Regions from separate parts of the Homo sapiens genome. Here region 1 is linked to region 2. A link is an interaction called in ENCODE POLR2A ChIA-PET data of the cell type or tissue named here. Cell type or tissue: PC-9. All regions are shown on one strand.

Region 1 (8,000 bases), 470 kb after region 2:
CAAAATCACGTATTTTCTGCAGTGATACACCACTATAAACCTATTATTCTGTATTAGCATATTTTTAAGCTCATCTGCTTTCCCTGCATGGCCTTACTTTTTACTACTGTAACCTATTTTACCTGTTCTCTGGTTGAAACTGAGGGCAGCTCTGTAGTTACATTGACTGTTGACTTATGAAAAGCTTGTCAGCCAACCTGTGCATGGATGCCCTCCTCAGCACTTAGAATTGTTCATTCCCTTGTTTTTCCAAAGGGTCTGGTCTGATCTAATCAACTGGCTAACCTAGAACCCAGTATTAACAAGCAATGTTCCCACCCAGACAGTGGTCTACAAATACCATTATTTCTAAGGGAGCCAAGGTTCTTTGGGGGAAATGGCCCCTCCAGGTCTGAGGAAGAAAATGAGCAAGATGAAACACCCCGTCACACAAGAAATCGAAGAGTGATCAGATTATTGAGACCTGCTATGGTAGGAGCAAGCTTGAAGGGGATTCCCTTGGTCAAAAAGAAAATATCAGCACCAAAAAAACACAGTGGGTTGATATACATACAAATACATGAAAATCTGAATTAAGGATAAATTCACTGATTCCTTTTCACAGGCTGCTAGGTATCAATCCATCACTCTAAAAATTGGCCAAAAAAAAAATCACATTAATATCATTTCCAGCCAGATGTGATGGCTCACACCTGTAATCCTAGCACTTTAGGAAGCTGAGGTGGGAGATCACTTGAGCCCAAGAGTCCAAGACCAGTCTGGGCAACATGGCAAAACCACCGTCTTGACAAAAAAGTTAGTTGGGCATGGTGGCACCAAAAAAAAAAAAAAAAAAGTACTTTCCAGTGAGGCAATCAACATACCATCCTCTCTTGAGTCTTCATTAAAATAAAGGTATAGAAAAACATGGACAGATATGGATAGAGGATAGAGGATACTGAATTAATGAAGGAAACCACAACCCACAGTAAACAATTAGAACACATATATGACACCCAGAAACTGGTTATGAGACAAGATAGTACTGTACCCAAACTTTTCTCCACTCTCCAAAGTGGAGAACTATCCTAGAAGTGAGAAGGGTTAACATCTACAGATCCGATTCAAAATACAACTATCAGCCTAGTTAACAAATGCCAACCTGCTAAATGAAACAGGCTACTAGAAAGTTAAAGGCAAAAACACATAGGATGAAAACCTGTCTGGGCACACTGGCTCACGCCTAATGCCAGCACTTTGGGAGGCTGAGGCGGGCAGATCACTTGAGGTCAAGAGTTCGAGACTGGCCAACATGGCGAAACCATCTATACTAAAATATATGTATATTTTAGTATATCTATATACTATATATTTATATATTTATTTATTTTTATATGTATATACAAACTTAGCCAGGTGTGGTGGCACACACTTGTAATCCCAACTATTTTGGAGGCTGAGACAGGAGACTGCAGTGAGCTCAGATCGCACCACTGCACTCCAGCCTAGGTGACAGACGAGAATAGGTCTCAAAACAAGAAAGAAAAAAAATTCACGATCACTTCAAAATGTTGGAATAAATAAAATGTTGAGTAATGTTTTTTAGATTTCAGATACACGCCCAAAGCAGCAAGCAGTTGGTATATTAAAATCAACACAAAAATTTAAAGACAAAATCAAAGTCTCTTTCCCAAGTTTAAACAAAAAGGAATGAGAAAAACCATCCAAGACAATCAAACCAGACTAAGAATGGATAGAAGTGGGAGATGAAAATCTCCCAAGGAAAACGGCACAGAACTGGAGAACATTCCCTCACCTACTCAAACTACTGGAGTATAAAGCACAACAAAACAATAGAAATCAAATCAGTATATCTGACTCAGATCATGTAATCAGCTTAAGGCAGAACATATAAAGGTGCTAATTAGTCTCTGAATATCCTCATTATCTACGTGATAAATTTTCTCCTATACATCTGTAAGAAGTACTAGGCAACTTGAGCAAATAGTCACTGAAATAATTGCTTTGATTCAGATAAGGAATCCAGGTTGAGGTCAGGTGCAGTTGCTCACACCTATAATCCTAGCACTTTAGGAAGCCGAGGTGGGCAGATCACTTGAGCTCAGGAGTTCGAGACCAGCCTGGCCAACAAGGTGAAACCCCATCTCTACTAAAAATACAAAAATTAGCCGGGCTGGTGGCTCACACCTGTAATCCCAGCTACTTGGGAGGCTGAGGCAGGAGACCTGCTTGAACCCAAGAAGCAGAAGCTGCAATAAGCTGAGATTGTGCCACTGCACTCCAGCCTAGGGGAAAAAACCATACAGGTTGAAAGGCTGCTTTTAAGCTGTTTTAACATGCCACATTTTCTTTGCAAGTGAGGCTAGAATAGGCAGATAGGAGGTCTAATGGAACATTTGGAAACATGTTGCATAGTTATAATAATTGTTAACTATCATCAGGAGGTGGGAACACAGCACTAAATCCTTATGATGAAAAAGTGGTTAGCTCCAGAGAGAATATTGAAGGGGAGGGCAGGGACATTCTCATAGAATTTTACAAGACTATTTGCCATTCCTAACTACATTAATTATTTCTTTGACAAAGTATAAAGCAGTTAAATAAGTCAATAGAAACCGTGCTACTTTATTAAAATACTGAGTTTTATTTCACATGTATATTTTTGTCTCCCCACCATTTCCATGTCTGACCACCGCTACTACTATGTCCTATCATAACATTCCATACATACTTAAAACCAAGCAAAGGGTGGAGTTCCATCTTTAAAAACTAAACAGGCATTTTGGACAACACATTCTTGGCAATAGAACCTGGACAACATTTATCAAACACGGTAGGGAAAGTTCTCACTCTGCATTATAAAAAGGACAGCCAGATATCAACTGTTACAGAAATGAAATAAGACGGAAAATTTTTTAACAAATTGTTTAAACTATTTTCTTAAAGAGACTTCCTCCACTGCCAGAGATCTTGAATAGCCTGGAAAAAAAAAAAAAGAAATGTGGTTAAGGAACCACAACACTTCATAGACATCAATAAATTAAATGTCTCTTTGCATAGTTCAACATCTATTTTTCATTCTACCACCAGAGAGTTAACTCTAGATAAAGATATGACTCCAAGAAAATTTATACTCAGATGTAATTTAATTCCAAACACTTTAATCAGTCATAAAAATGTGAACAATATACTAATAATTATTTAATAGTTTAGCATTATTTACTTAAGGAAATCAACAGAAAGAACAGAGACCCATATGGCCAATGTTACTTCCAACTTCATCTCCCGAGATCAGCTTTAGAGTTGGCCAGATTTGGCAAATAAAGTTACATAAACACCAGAAACTTATTCTGAATTGCCTGTGCATGTGTGCCTGGGCATGTGTACATTTAGAAAAAACTATATGCTGAGGCTAGGCATGGTGGCTCACGCCTGTAATCCCTACACTTTGGGAGACTGAGGCGGGCAGATCACTTCAGCTCAGGAATTTGAGACCAGCCTGGGCAACATGGTGAAACCCTGTCTACTAAAAATGCAAAAATTAGCCAGGCTTGGTGGTGTGCAACTACAGGAGGCCCAGCTACTCAGGAGGCTGAGGTGGGAGGACTGCCTGAGCCCAAGAGGCAGAGGTTGCAGTGAGCCAAGATCACACTACAGATGGGTACCAAAACAAAAAACAAACCAACAAAAAAAACAGCTGGCCAGGCATGGTGGCTCATGCCTGTAATCCCAGCACTTTAAGAGGCCAAGGTGTTGGATCACCTGAGAGGTCAGGAGTTCAAGACCAGCCTGGCCAACATGGCAAGGTGGTTCTGAAGAAAAGTCCAGAAGTTCACCAAGAACTAGAAATGAGATGACTCAGGATTCTCTCAGCTGTCACTGTTTCACAGCCAATGGGTTCTCAGGTACAAGGTAACTGAATACCGAATGCCAATATTAAATATCATAGAAATCTTTCTTTCTGAGATAGACTCTCACTCTGCCACCCAGACTGGAGTGCAGTGGCGCTCACTGCAACCTCTGCCTCCCAGGTTCAAGCGATCCTCCTGCCTCCGCCTCTTGAGTAGGTGGGATTACAGGTACATGCCACCATGCCCAGCTAAATTTAGTATTTTTAGTAGAGACAGAGTTTTGCCATGTTGCCTCCCAAAGTGCTGGGATTATAGGCATGAACTACCACGCCCAGCCAGAGATCTTATCATCAGGTTCAAACAAATATACATTGTCGTTGCTTGCATCATGCATCTCTATGTCAAAAACAGGAAGCATTTAGTTTTGATAATCTCTGTAACAGCAATTCAAGTTCAAGTTATTAAACATTTACTATTTATTCCAGAAATTTCATTCTGACACTTGAGAACACTTTCAATTCTAGAGCAAAAAAATACTTCTGGTAGGCTGGGCAAGGTGGCTCGTGCCTGTAATCCTAGCACTTTGGGAGGAAAAGATGGGAGGACTGCTTGAGGCCAGGAGTTCAAGACCAACCTGGCCAAAAATACTTTTTATAAAAAGAAAATACTTCTTGTAGAAGTGCTGGTTCAGTAATTTAATAGCTACAAGACTTTGTAGCTACAAGCCTTTGTTATAAAGTACAGAAGACTACTGCAACTTAATCATTAAATTTATCATCACTTTCCTTGGCAGTAGTTGAAGAATGCATCTCTTATGCTGCTTAGCTGTTAGTACATGCTGGTTATTTATGTCTGACTTTCCACTATTTTCAATATTAAATAAACAGTTGCATAACGCGGAGTTTCAAAATAATTTATGATTAATCAATGTTTAGTATTCCAAATAAACTCCCAAAACTCACACTTTAAACTTTAGGATTCAAATGTAGAGAAAAAACAGAACAGCAACCAAAGACTGAACCTGATCATCTTATAGCCCATCACTACAACTTTCACAAAGCTAAACTCAAAATTAACCATTATCAGGGTTTTACGAACCCGAAAACTAAAAATTGAAGTGCAATTAAATAATTGAAGTGCAAAATACTATGGCAGAAAAAAAACCAGCTAATTGCCAAATTTTCCTAATTTTTTGAAAAAAGCTGACCACAGGAAACCTAAAGACCATTAAATGCAGCATCCGTTCTCCACACGATACCTAACATCCCTATTTAACCACTTTTACATTGTCCTTACACTTATGAGTCAACTGTAAATAAGAGCAAAAATAAATGCATAATCTTTATGTTGACTAAGACTTTCACATGTACTAACTGTAAAATCTAACAGCTAACTCAAGCTTATGTATCTGGTAGTAGCCACAATTTAGTGTCTTGCTTCCAGATTTCATGTTAGGATGATTTTGGCATAATGTATTTCCCATAAGATCTAGGAAAAAAAAAAAAAAGATCTCTACCAACTCCCAAAAAAGCCAAGACCAGACTGCCCCAAGCAGTCAAATGGAACAGCAAGGAAAACCACAGCAATTTCCTTAACCAACATAGTACCAAAAAAGTAAAACTGAATTCAATAACCAAGAAATAATTTACCAACTATAGGAAATCTGGGAAAAATATACTAAAGTTATCATCTCAGACTGCCAACTGTATTCTTCATGCATTTCATTAAATACATGAGTTTTCAGGTATTTCATTAAATGAAATATTATCTGTGGTTAGGAACTTTTTAAAAAGAGCCAACACTTAAAAAGGGTAAAGGCAGAATCATAATAAATCACAAAAAAACTTGGATTTAATCATGTCCCCAGAAAATCCAGTTACCTCTTGGTCAGTCATCCGGAAGCAATTCTTCACATAATTGATGAATTTGGCTTCCACTTTGGGAAGAGAACCACCCTATTAAGACAAAAGCATTATTACAGGTAAGTAGAGAAATACACCGAGAGAGATACCTTTAGAAAATTCCTCAATAATCTGCATGCTACTACATGGATCAGTTTATTCTTTTTCCCTTCAACTTTCCAAGAATACTCCGTATCTTTTTCAGGGCCAGAAAGCCCTATTGGGCAGCATGGCTAGTATCTCTATTCAAACAGATTTGCCAAAGGGTCAAATCTTCCCTGACAACCTCTCTAGGAACATAAAATATAAGCTACACTTGAGATTCGACAAACAAACATGGCAACTCGGTTGCTTATCTAAATTATCTAACAAGTCGGTTATCACCCAGAACCAAATACAACCCATAACATCCCTTTGGAGAACCATGTCAAGTGACCCAAACTGTTCTTTAAAAACAAACAAACAAAACCCCACAAAACACTTGCTGACCACAAACTGGTTCAGAACAACAATGATCTGGTCATCAGTTAAAGATATATAAAGTTGAATGGGGAAAAAATTACAGTAATTACATTTCACTAATCACTCTTACCATTTCCTTCAAATTATGGATACAGGCAAGAAACTACAATAGGGGAAAAAATTACAGTAATTACACTTCTCTAATCACTCTCACCATTTCCTTCAAATTACGGATATAGGCAAGAAACTACAACAGTATTGGCAAGACCTGTGACTTTGTAACCAAAATTTCAAAACATTACTATTGCAAATATCTTGAAATGTTTGTATTTATCACTACTTTGGAATTTAAAGCATTGAATATATTTGTTTTTACTAAATTTAATTAATACCTTTCCCTCTAAGTATCTTTTATGCATTTTTAAAAGATTGAAAAGGTTTTCAAATGTCCAAGGGACTTTGGCAGAATCAGGTATAGCATTAAGAAACTTAACTGCCTCCAATAACCTAGTAAAATAAACCTCACAATTTCCATTTCAAAATTATTGTCACATACATTCTTAATTGATGCATTCAAATATTTATTGAGCAGCTAAGGAGATACAAAGGCGATTTAAAACATTGTCAGGTGAGGCAAATGCACAAGTAATAGAAAGCAAAGGGCAAGGTTCACTGAATCACAGCAGTCAGAAGAAAGTGCTTTAGGGAACCAAGAGATTGTTTCCAGCCTGAAGAGGCATGGGTGGCAAATCAGAAAAGGGGATTGAGATTAAAATAGAAGACTTCAGTCTGGATTGTTGATGACACTCAGTATGGACTATATTTGTCTCTCCTTTTCCTTTCTCCCCATCTTTGGGCTTAATTTACATGTAGTGCCCAGGACTGTTCAATGCGCCTGCAATTAAACCAAGGAGATAGGACCATATTAAAATGGAGGGGAGGGGCATCTAAAAGATGTCATTTTAGCATTGTATCCAAGGGACAAAAATCAGTGATAACCAGGAAGGCTAAAGGGTTTACAGTGTGACTAAAAGAAATATGTTCCAGTTCTAAAATTCTTTTTCCAGTGGACTTATCACTGTACAAGGAATCTACTGAAGCCACGAAAAATCTATAGATTACAAGAAAAACATGGGGAAATGAGTTGGCAATTTTTCACCACCCCACATTTGCTCTCAATAGTTGGAGTCTAAAAGTATTATTCATAGAATTAAAGCTTCTCTCAAATGTGCTTCCAAGGCATTTAAACCATTTATTCCATATCCTACTCAAATCCCCCAGTCAAGCAGATGAGAGACCTAACCCTCTTCCCACATTTCCATTATTTAAGACAAAAGGAAACTAGATTTAAGCCTATTAGTCATTCACGAAATCTAGCTATTACTACATGTATTAACTGGTGACAACTTGGTGTAAAGGGCAAAGAGAAATGTCTCAATCTGCTGAAAATCACTTCTGACTAGGGTCAATCATGAATATTAACTATAATACCAAGCAACAGCCAGCATCTACTTTTCCAGCTGTTTGTAATTTTAATGAAGTCTCATACGCCCTCTGTTGGTTCTCTAGCATATCTTACAACCAGAATAGGCAAAGGGTTTTCACTGATCTATTTTAACATGGAAGGTCAGAATGTTATCTTGCAACCAGTGCACTACGTTCCTTGCATAATGGAAAATAAGGCATATTTAATTTTGCATATGCAAAAATCACCACAGACACGATTATAAATGTTTTATAAGAAATTTTTGAAAAAATTCATACCACGAACCAGGCAAGTATATTA
Region 2 (8,000 bases):
TCGGGAGGCTGAGGCATGAGAATTGCTTGAACCCAGGAGGCAGAGGTTGCAGTGAGCCAGGATCACACCACTGCAATTCAGAGCAAGACTCTGTCTCAATAAAAAATAAAAAAAAAAAGAAAGAAAACAGAAAACAACAAAGAAAAATAATGGCAAATTCACCCCCATGCAGATTGTTTCTTCACATTTTGACCCCTTGCCACATCTACCTGTTGTCCCCTCTTTCCCCTTACTTTTCAGAGTTCTTAACTAGTTTTTATCAGGAGTGTTTAGTTATAATCAACTGGAGAGATAGATTGTAGTGGGCTTTCTCCATCTTGGCCCTGTTTTCTGTTATTGTTCTATTTTGGGTGAAATAAAGCTTTTCTGCTTTTTTTTTTAATTTTTATTTTTTGTTTGTTTTTTAAAAAGTGAAATAGTGGAATTTTAGTAATTCAGCTACCTAGGTCAAACGCACTCTGAATTATAGAATATAAGAAACTGTTCTGTTGGTTTCCTATATGTATGGCAGTGTTTGCCAAAAGATATTCTGTGGATGTGAATCTAGAGGATGTTGGCAGGCATTCTAGGCAGAGAATAATAATGCCCTCCAAGGAAGTTTAGATAACACTGCATGCTGTGTCTCCAGCTTAGAAATTCACAGGATACAGTAGCATATAAAGGCTCTGAGAATGCCTACAATAGAGACAGACACCCAGTGTTTCCCAAGTTCCAAAACTTATTTGACCACGGAACTCTATTTTTAATTTTTTTTTTCTTACTTTTTGAGACAGAGTCTCGCTCTGTCACCCTGGCTGGAGTGCAGTGGCATGATTTCGGCTCACTGCAACCTCCACCTCCTGGGTTCAAGTGAGCGATTCTCCTCCCTCAGCCTCCTGAGTAGCTGGGACTACAGGTGCCTGCCACCAGGCCTGGCTAATTTTTTGTGTTTTTAGTAGAGATGAGGTTTCGCTATGCTGGCCAGGCTGGTCTCAAACTCTTGACCTCAAATGATCCTCCTGCCTCGGCCTACCAAAGTGCTGAGATTACAGGTGTAAGCCACTGCTCCTGGCCCACCGAACTCTATTTTTATATATACTTGATAGCCCTAACCTGTGGCTACCAGTATACTCTAGAAAGTGTGACATATGCTACTATTTAATACTGGTGGTTTTTCTTTTTTTCTATCAATATATCGTTTTATTTTATTATTTATTTATTTATTTATTTTTTATTATACTTTAAGTTTTAGGGTACATGTGCACAACGTGCAGGTTTGTTACATATGTATACATGTGCCATGTTGGTGTGCTGCACCCATTAACTCTTCGTTTAACATTAGGTATATCTCCTAATGCTATCCCTCCCCCCTCCCCCAACCCCACAACAGGCCCCAGTGTGTGATGTTCCCCTTCCTGTGTCCAGGTGTTCTCATTGTTCAATTCCCACCTATGAGTGAGAACATGCGGTGTTTGGTTTTTTGTCCTTGCGATAGTTTGCTGAGAATGATGGTTTCCAGCTTCATCCATGTCCCTGCAAAGGACATGAACTCATCATTTTTTATGGCTGCATAGTATTCCATTTTCTTAATCCAGTCTATCATTGTTGGACATTTGGGTTGGTTCCAAGTCTTTGCTATTGTGAATAGTGCTGCAATAATACTGGTAGTTTTTCTTTAAGGAATAGTTAAGAATGGTTTATAACAACTTTGTCAAAGCATAGTCTGGCTGTGGGCTTGGAATTCATTTACACTAGATGTGTTTTCTGAAGAATTCTCTTAATTGTGGCACATCCATTTGACTTAATAAGACATAGAATAGTAGAGCAGAAGTGCGCTTTGAAGAGATTATCTAGACCAGTGGTTGGAAACCTTTTTTTTGCTCTATTCTGCACCAATCCTTGATCACTAATCACTTTAAAAAATAACTCAGGTTCCATTAGGTCAGAAGTTAAAAGCAAGCTTTGCTATTGTAGATATTATATTTCAGTGTCTACCTCATTTATAAAATCTTGTTCACTTGCAGTAAACTGTAGAGTCACTACAAATTATGATAGTATTGTACATGTCAAGAAATAGGTGCACAGAGTCTATTTTAAATAGTTCAATCTTTGAAAACATTCTCATCTCCCATTAAATATCAACAATATTGTTAACTTGGGAACACTGGAAAGATTAAAAGAAGGGAGTGGGTTTGGTACGTAAGAAGTTGCTACTTGTCCTGACAACAAGTAAAAATCTGAACAAACTGAAAAATCAACCATTCTACTTAGATTCATAAGAGAAGTGAGGTCACAGGAGAAGCTGCTGCCCCACAAATTGGAGAGACAGGCAAATACAGAGAATCATAACTCACTGGAGCAGAAACATCCGGGAGAACCAGTGCCTGGGTAGGGTAACCTGAACCGTAATTGAAAAATTGCTGGAGGCTCAGTGTGGGACAAGTCTGAGAAATATAAACTGAGGAGGACCCAGTCATCAGGCTCCCCACCACACTTTTGTGAGTTTTACCTGCAAGAGCTCTACCAGATTCTCTCAGTGATTATCCCAGAAAAATCTCCTTGTGTTTCCAGCAGCGGGAAGGGAAAAGAAACTTTTAAAACTATACTAGGTTATTCTGTACTTCTTGATAAGGTCTACCTTCAGTAGAAACTGCTTAGCCAGAGCCTAAAGTGCTGAGATTTTATAGAACCTGACTGACCTGGGGAAGGGAAATACACAACTCCAGCCCCCTCATCCATTTGGTCACGCATAAAGGGGTGAGGAAGAACTGAGAAGTACTTGTGAAGTCTAGAGGTATAGGCTCACTAAAAGACTCAGACCTAGTCATGGAACTATAGAACGCTTCCCTTCTTGAAGGCCTGTTTATAGCATTTCCTTTTGATTAATGTACACAAATCAGTAGCTCTTCTGTAAACCAACAGTGACCAGGAGGAGAATCACATCAAGAACTCAACCTCTTTTACAATAGCTGCAAAAAAATAACATACTTAGGAATATACCTAATCAAGGAGTCAAAAGACCTCTACAAGGAAAACTACAAAACACTGCTGAAAGAAATCATAGATGACACGAACAAATGGAAACACATCCCATGCTCATGGATGGGTAGAATCAATATTGTGAAAATAACCATACTGCCAAAAGCAATCTACAAATTCAATGCAGTCCCTGTCAAAATACGACCTAATACCAAAACCAGGAAAGGACATAACCATTCCTTTCTCATTCTTCACAGAATTAGATAAAACAATTCTAAAATTCACTTGGAACCAAAAAAGAGCCCATGTAGCCAAAGCAAGACTAAGCAAAAAGAATAAATCTGGAGGCATCACACTACCTGATTTCAAACTATACTATAGTGCTTATAGTCACCAAAACAGCATGGTACTGGTACAAAAATAGGGATATAGACCAATGGAACAGAATAGAGAACCCAGAAATAAACCCAAATACTTACAGCCAACTGATCTTTGATAAAGCAAACAAAAATATAAAAGTGGGGAAAGGACACCCTTTTCAACAACTAGTACTGGGATAATTGGCAAGCCACATACAGGAGAATGAAACTGGATCCTCATCTCTCACCTTATACAAAAATCAACTCAATGTGGATTAAGGACTTTAAACCTAAGACCTGAAACTAGAAAAATTCTGGGAGATAACATTGGAAAAACCCTTCTAGACATTGGCTTAGGCAAGGATTTCATAACCAAGAACCAAAAGCAAATACTACAAAAACAAAGATAAATAGCTGGGACCTAATTAAACTAAAGAGCTTTTGCACAGCACAAGGAACAGTTAGCAGAGTAAACAGCCCACAGAGTGGGAGAAAATCTTCACAATCTATACATCTGACAAAGGACTAATATCCAGAATCTACAATGAACTCAAACAAATCAACAAGAAAAAAACAAACACAATGAACTCAAACAAATCAACAAGAAAAAAACAAACAATCCCATCAAAAAGTGGGCTAAGAACATGAACAGACAATTCTCAAAAGAAGATATACAAAATAGTCAATACACATATGAAAAAATGCTCAACACAGGAAAAAATGCCCGACAAACATGATAAAATGATCAGAGAAATGCAAATCAAAACCACATTGTGATACCACCTCCTGCAAGAATGGCCATAATAAAAAAATCAAAAAACAGTAGATGCTGGCATGGATATGATGAACAGGGAACACTTCTACACTGCTGGTGGGAATGTAAACTAGTACAGCTGCTATGGAAAACAATGTGGAGATTTCTTTTTCTTTTATTTTTTTTATTATACTTTAAGTTTTAGGGTACATGTGCTCAACGTGCAGGTTTGTTACATATGTATACATGTGCCATGTTGGTGTGCTGCACCCATTAACTCGTCATTTAATGTTAGGTATATCTCCTAATGCTATCCCTCCCGCCTCCCCACACTGGGGCCTGTTGTGGGGTGGGGAGATTTCTTAAAGAACTAAAAGTAGAACTACCATTTGATCCAGCAGTCCCACTACTGGGTATCTACCCAGAGGAAAATAAGTCATTATTTAAAAAAGACACTTGCACATGGATGTTTATAGCAGCACAATTCACAATTGCAAAATTGTGGAACCAACCCAAATGCCCATCACTCAACGAGTGGATAAAGAAACTGTGACTGATATATATATGATGGAATACTATGCAGCCATATAAAGGAATGAATTAACAGCATTTGCGGTGACTTGGATGAGATTGGAGACTGTTATTCTAAGCAAAGTAACTCAGGATGAAAAACCAAACATCATATGTTCTCACTGTTATGTAAGAGCTAAGCTATGAGGACGCAAATGCATAAGAATGATGCATTGGACTTTGGGGACTTGGGGGGACGAGTGGGAGGGGGGCAAGGGATAGAAGACTACAAATATGGTGCAGTATATACTGCTTGGGTGATGAGTGCACCAGAATCTCACAAATCACCACTAAAGAACTTAGGTAACCAAATACCACCTGTACAATAGCTTATGGAAAAATAAAAAAATAAAAGCAATAAAAAAAGAAAGGCTAGAAATTAATACAATGTCCAATCATACCACAGTGGATATAAACTAGAAATCAGTAAAAAAAAGAAGCTGGAAAAATTCCTAAATACTTTAAGGTTACATAACATAATTCTAAATAGCACATGGATCAAAGAAGAAATCTCAAGAGAAATTTTAAAAATATTTTGAGGCTGGGCACAGTGGTTCACGTCTGTAATCCCTACACTTTGGGAGGCTGAGGTGGGAGGATTGCTTGAGCCCAGAAGTTTGAGACAAGCCTGGGAAACATAGGGAGACCCTGTCTCTACAAAAAAATTAAAAAACATTAGCTGGGCATTGTGGCATGCGTCTGTAGTCCCAGCTACTCAAGAGGCTGAGGTGGGAGGATCACCTGAGCCCGGGAGGTCAAAGGCTGCAGTAAGCTGTGATTGTGTCACTGTATTTCAGCCTGAGTGACGGTGTGAGACTTTCTCTCCCTCCTCCTTCGCTGTGTGTGTGCACATGTGTGCATGTGTGGGTGGGTGTAACTAAATGAAAATGAAAGCCCAAGTTATCAAAATCTGTGGGATGCAGTGAAAGCTTAGAATTTTATAGTATTGAGTGCATATATTAGAAAAAAGACTAAAAATCAGTCATCTAAGCTTCCACCTTAGGAAACTAGAAAAAGAACAGTTTAAATCCGTAGTAAGCAGAATAAAAGAGTTAATGAAAAGTAGGGCAGAGATCAATGAAATTGATAACAGGAAATCCATAGAAATAGGTAAGGAAACCAAAAGATGTGTCTTTGAAAAGATGAGTAAAATTGATAATTACGTTAGCTATGCTAACATAGAAAAAAAAGCACTCAGATTCCTAATATTGAAATGAAAGAGGAGACATCACTATAGCTCTCATGAGCGTTAAATGAATAATAAAATAATATGATCAACTCCCTGTTTACAAATTTGATAATTTATATGAAATGAATTAATTCCCTGAAAGACACAGTCTTCCAAAATTGACATAAAAACAAATAGGTAATCTGAATAGGCCTTTATCTGTTGAAGAAATTGAGTCAATAATTAATTACTTTCCAAAACAGCACCAGGCCCAGATGAGTTACTGGTGAATTCTGTCAAACATTTAAGTAAGAAATTACACCAGTTCTCTACAATCTCTTCCAGAAGATAGAAGAAGAGAGAATATTTCATCACTCATTCTATGAGGCCATTGTTACCTTAGTACTAAACTAGATGAAGACATTCAAAGAAAACCACAGACCAATATCTTCATGTTTAACCTTCAAAAATCAATTAATCCGTCATATCAATAAGCCAAAGAAGAAAATCACGTCAATAGATGCAGAAAGGGCGTTTGAGAAAATTGAACACTCTTTCGTGATAAAAACCCTTAGTAAACTATGAATAGAGGGGAACTTCCTTAACTTGATAAAGAGTATCTACAAAAAGCCTATAGCTAACGTCACACACAGTGCTGAGAAATGTGAAACTTTCCCACTAAGGTCAGGAATAAGACAAAGATGTCCCCACTCACCACTATGTTTCAACATTGTATTAGAACTCCTAGATAACACACTAAGACAAGGTATACAAATTGAGAAGGAAGAATTAAAACTGTCTTTGCTTGTAGATGACATGATTGTAGAAAAAAATGAAAGCATCAACAAAAAAAACCTCCTAGAACTAATAAATGATTATAGCAAGTTTGCCGGATACAAGGTTAATATACTTAAGTCAGTTGCTTACCCATATAGCAGCAATGAACAAGTGGAATGTGAAATTAAAAACACAATAACATGGCTGGGCGCGGTGGCTCACGCCTATAATCCCAGCACTTTAGGGAGGCCGAGGTGGGTGGATCATCTGAGGTCAGGAGTTTGTGACCAGCCTGGCCAACATGGTGAAACTCCGTCTCCACTAAAAATACAAAAATTAGCCGGGTGTGGTGGTGGGCGCCTATAGTCCTGCTACTCAGGAGGCTGAGGCAGGACAATAGCTTGAACTTGGGAGGCGGAGGTTGCAGTGAGCCGAGATCGCGCCATTGCACTCCAGCCTGGGTGACAGAGTGAGACTCCATCTCAAAAAACACAATAACATTTATATTAGCACCTCCCCCACCAATGAAATACTTAGGTATAAATCTAACAAAATATTTATAAGATCTATGTGAAGAAAACTATAAAACTGATTAAAGAAATCAAAGAACTAAATAAATGGGGAGAGATATTTCATGCTCATGGGTAGGAAGACTATTGTGAGGATGTCAGTCATTTCTTCCCAAATTGGTCTGTAGGTTCAATGCAGTCTCAATCAAAATCCCAGCAAGTGATTTTGTGGATATCTACCAGCTGACTGTAATGTTTATATGGACAAGCAAAAACCAGCATGATACTGAAGTAGAATAAAGACAGAGGACTAACACTACCCTACTTGAAGAATTACTGTAAAACTGCAGTCATCACAGTGGTGTGGTGCTGGCAACAGAATGGACAGCTAGATCCATGGAACAGAATAGAGAGCCCAGAAATATATACCTTCATAAATATAGTCAGCTGATCTTTTACAAAGGAGCAAAGACAATACAGTAGAGAAAAGATTGTGTCTTCAACAAATGGGGCAGAAGCAATTAGACACCATATTGCCTCCCTTACCCTTAAACAGTCTAGACATAGATCCTATATACTTCACAAAAATTAACTCAAAATGGATTAAAGACCTGACTGTAAAACACAAAATCTTAAAATTCACAGAATGTAACATAGGAGAGAATCTAGATGATCTTGAATTTGTTGATGACTTTTTAGATATAATACCAAAGCCATGACCCATGAAAGAAAGAATTAATGAGCTGGACTTTGTTAAAATTAAAAATTTCTGCTCTGTGAGAGACATTGTCTGGAGAATGAAAAAACAAGCCACAGACTAGAGAAAATGTATGCAAAAGACATACAAAGAACTCTTGAATCTCAACAGTAAGAAAAAAAACAATTAGCTTAACCTGATTTTTAAA

What was found. Peaks named below come from ENCODE experiments on the same cell type or tissue, not always from the same donor. Only the 100,000 strongest peaks of a DNase experiment are listed, where the experiment ranks them.
Region 1: POLR2A ChIA-PET joins it to region 2 with 11 read pairs; 4 of 35 experiments call an interaction of 5 or more read pairs at or near these places.

The regions. Positions count from the first base shown.
Region 1 is chr5:171,405,506-171,413,505 of GRCh38, reverse strand. It overlaps NPM1 (nucleophosmin 1), which reads right to left. Exons shown (of 11, transcript NM_002520.7): 10 at 5,732-5,806; 11 at 2,606-2,979. The coding sequence ends at 2,941. Among named protein-coding and RNA genes, the nearest start is that of FGF18, 10 kb to the left of the region's middle. In PC-9, a CTCF peak has its summit at 7,778; no DNase peak of the experiment used is centred here; H3K27ac peaks cover 3,047 bases.
Region 2 is chr5:171,879,785-171,887,784 of GRCh38, reverse strand. All of the region lies in intron 7 of FBXW11 (F-box and WD repeat domain containing 11), which reads left to right. Among named protein-coding and RNA genes, the nearest start is that of SMIM23, 98 kb to the right of the region's middle. In PC-9, no CTCF peak of the experiment used is centred here; no DNase peak of the experiment used is centred here.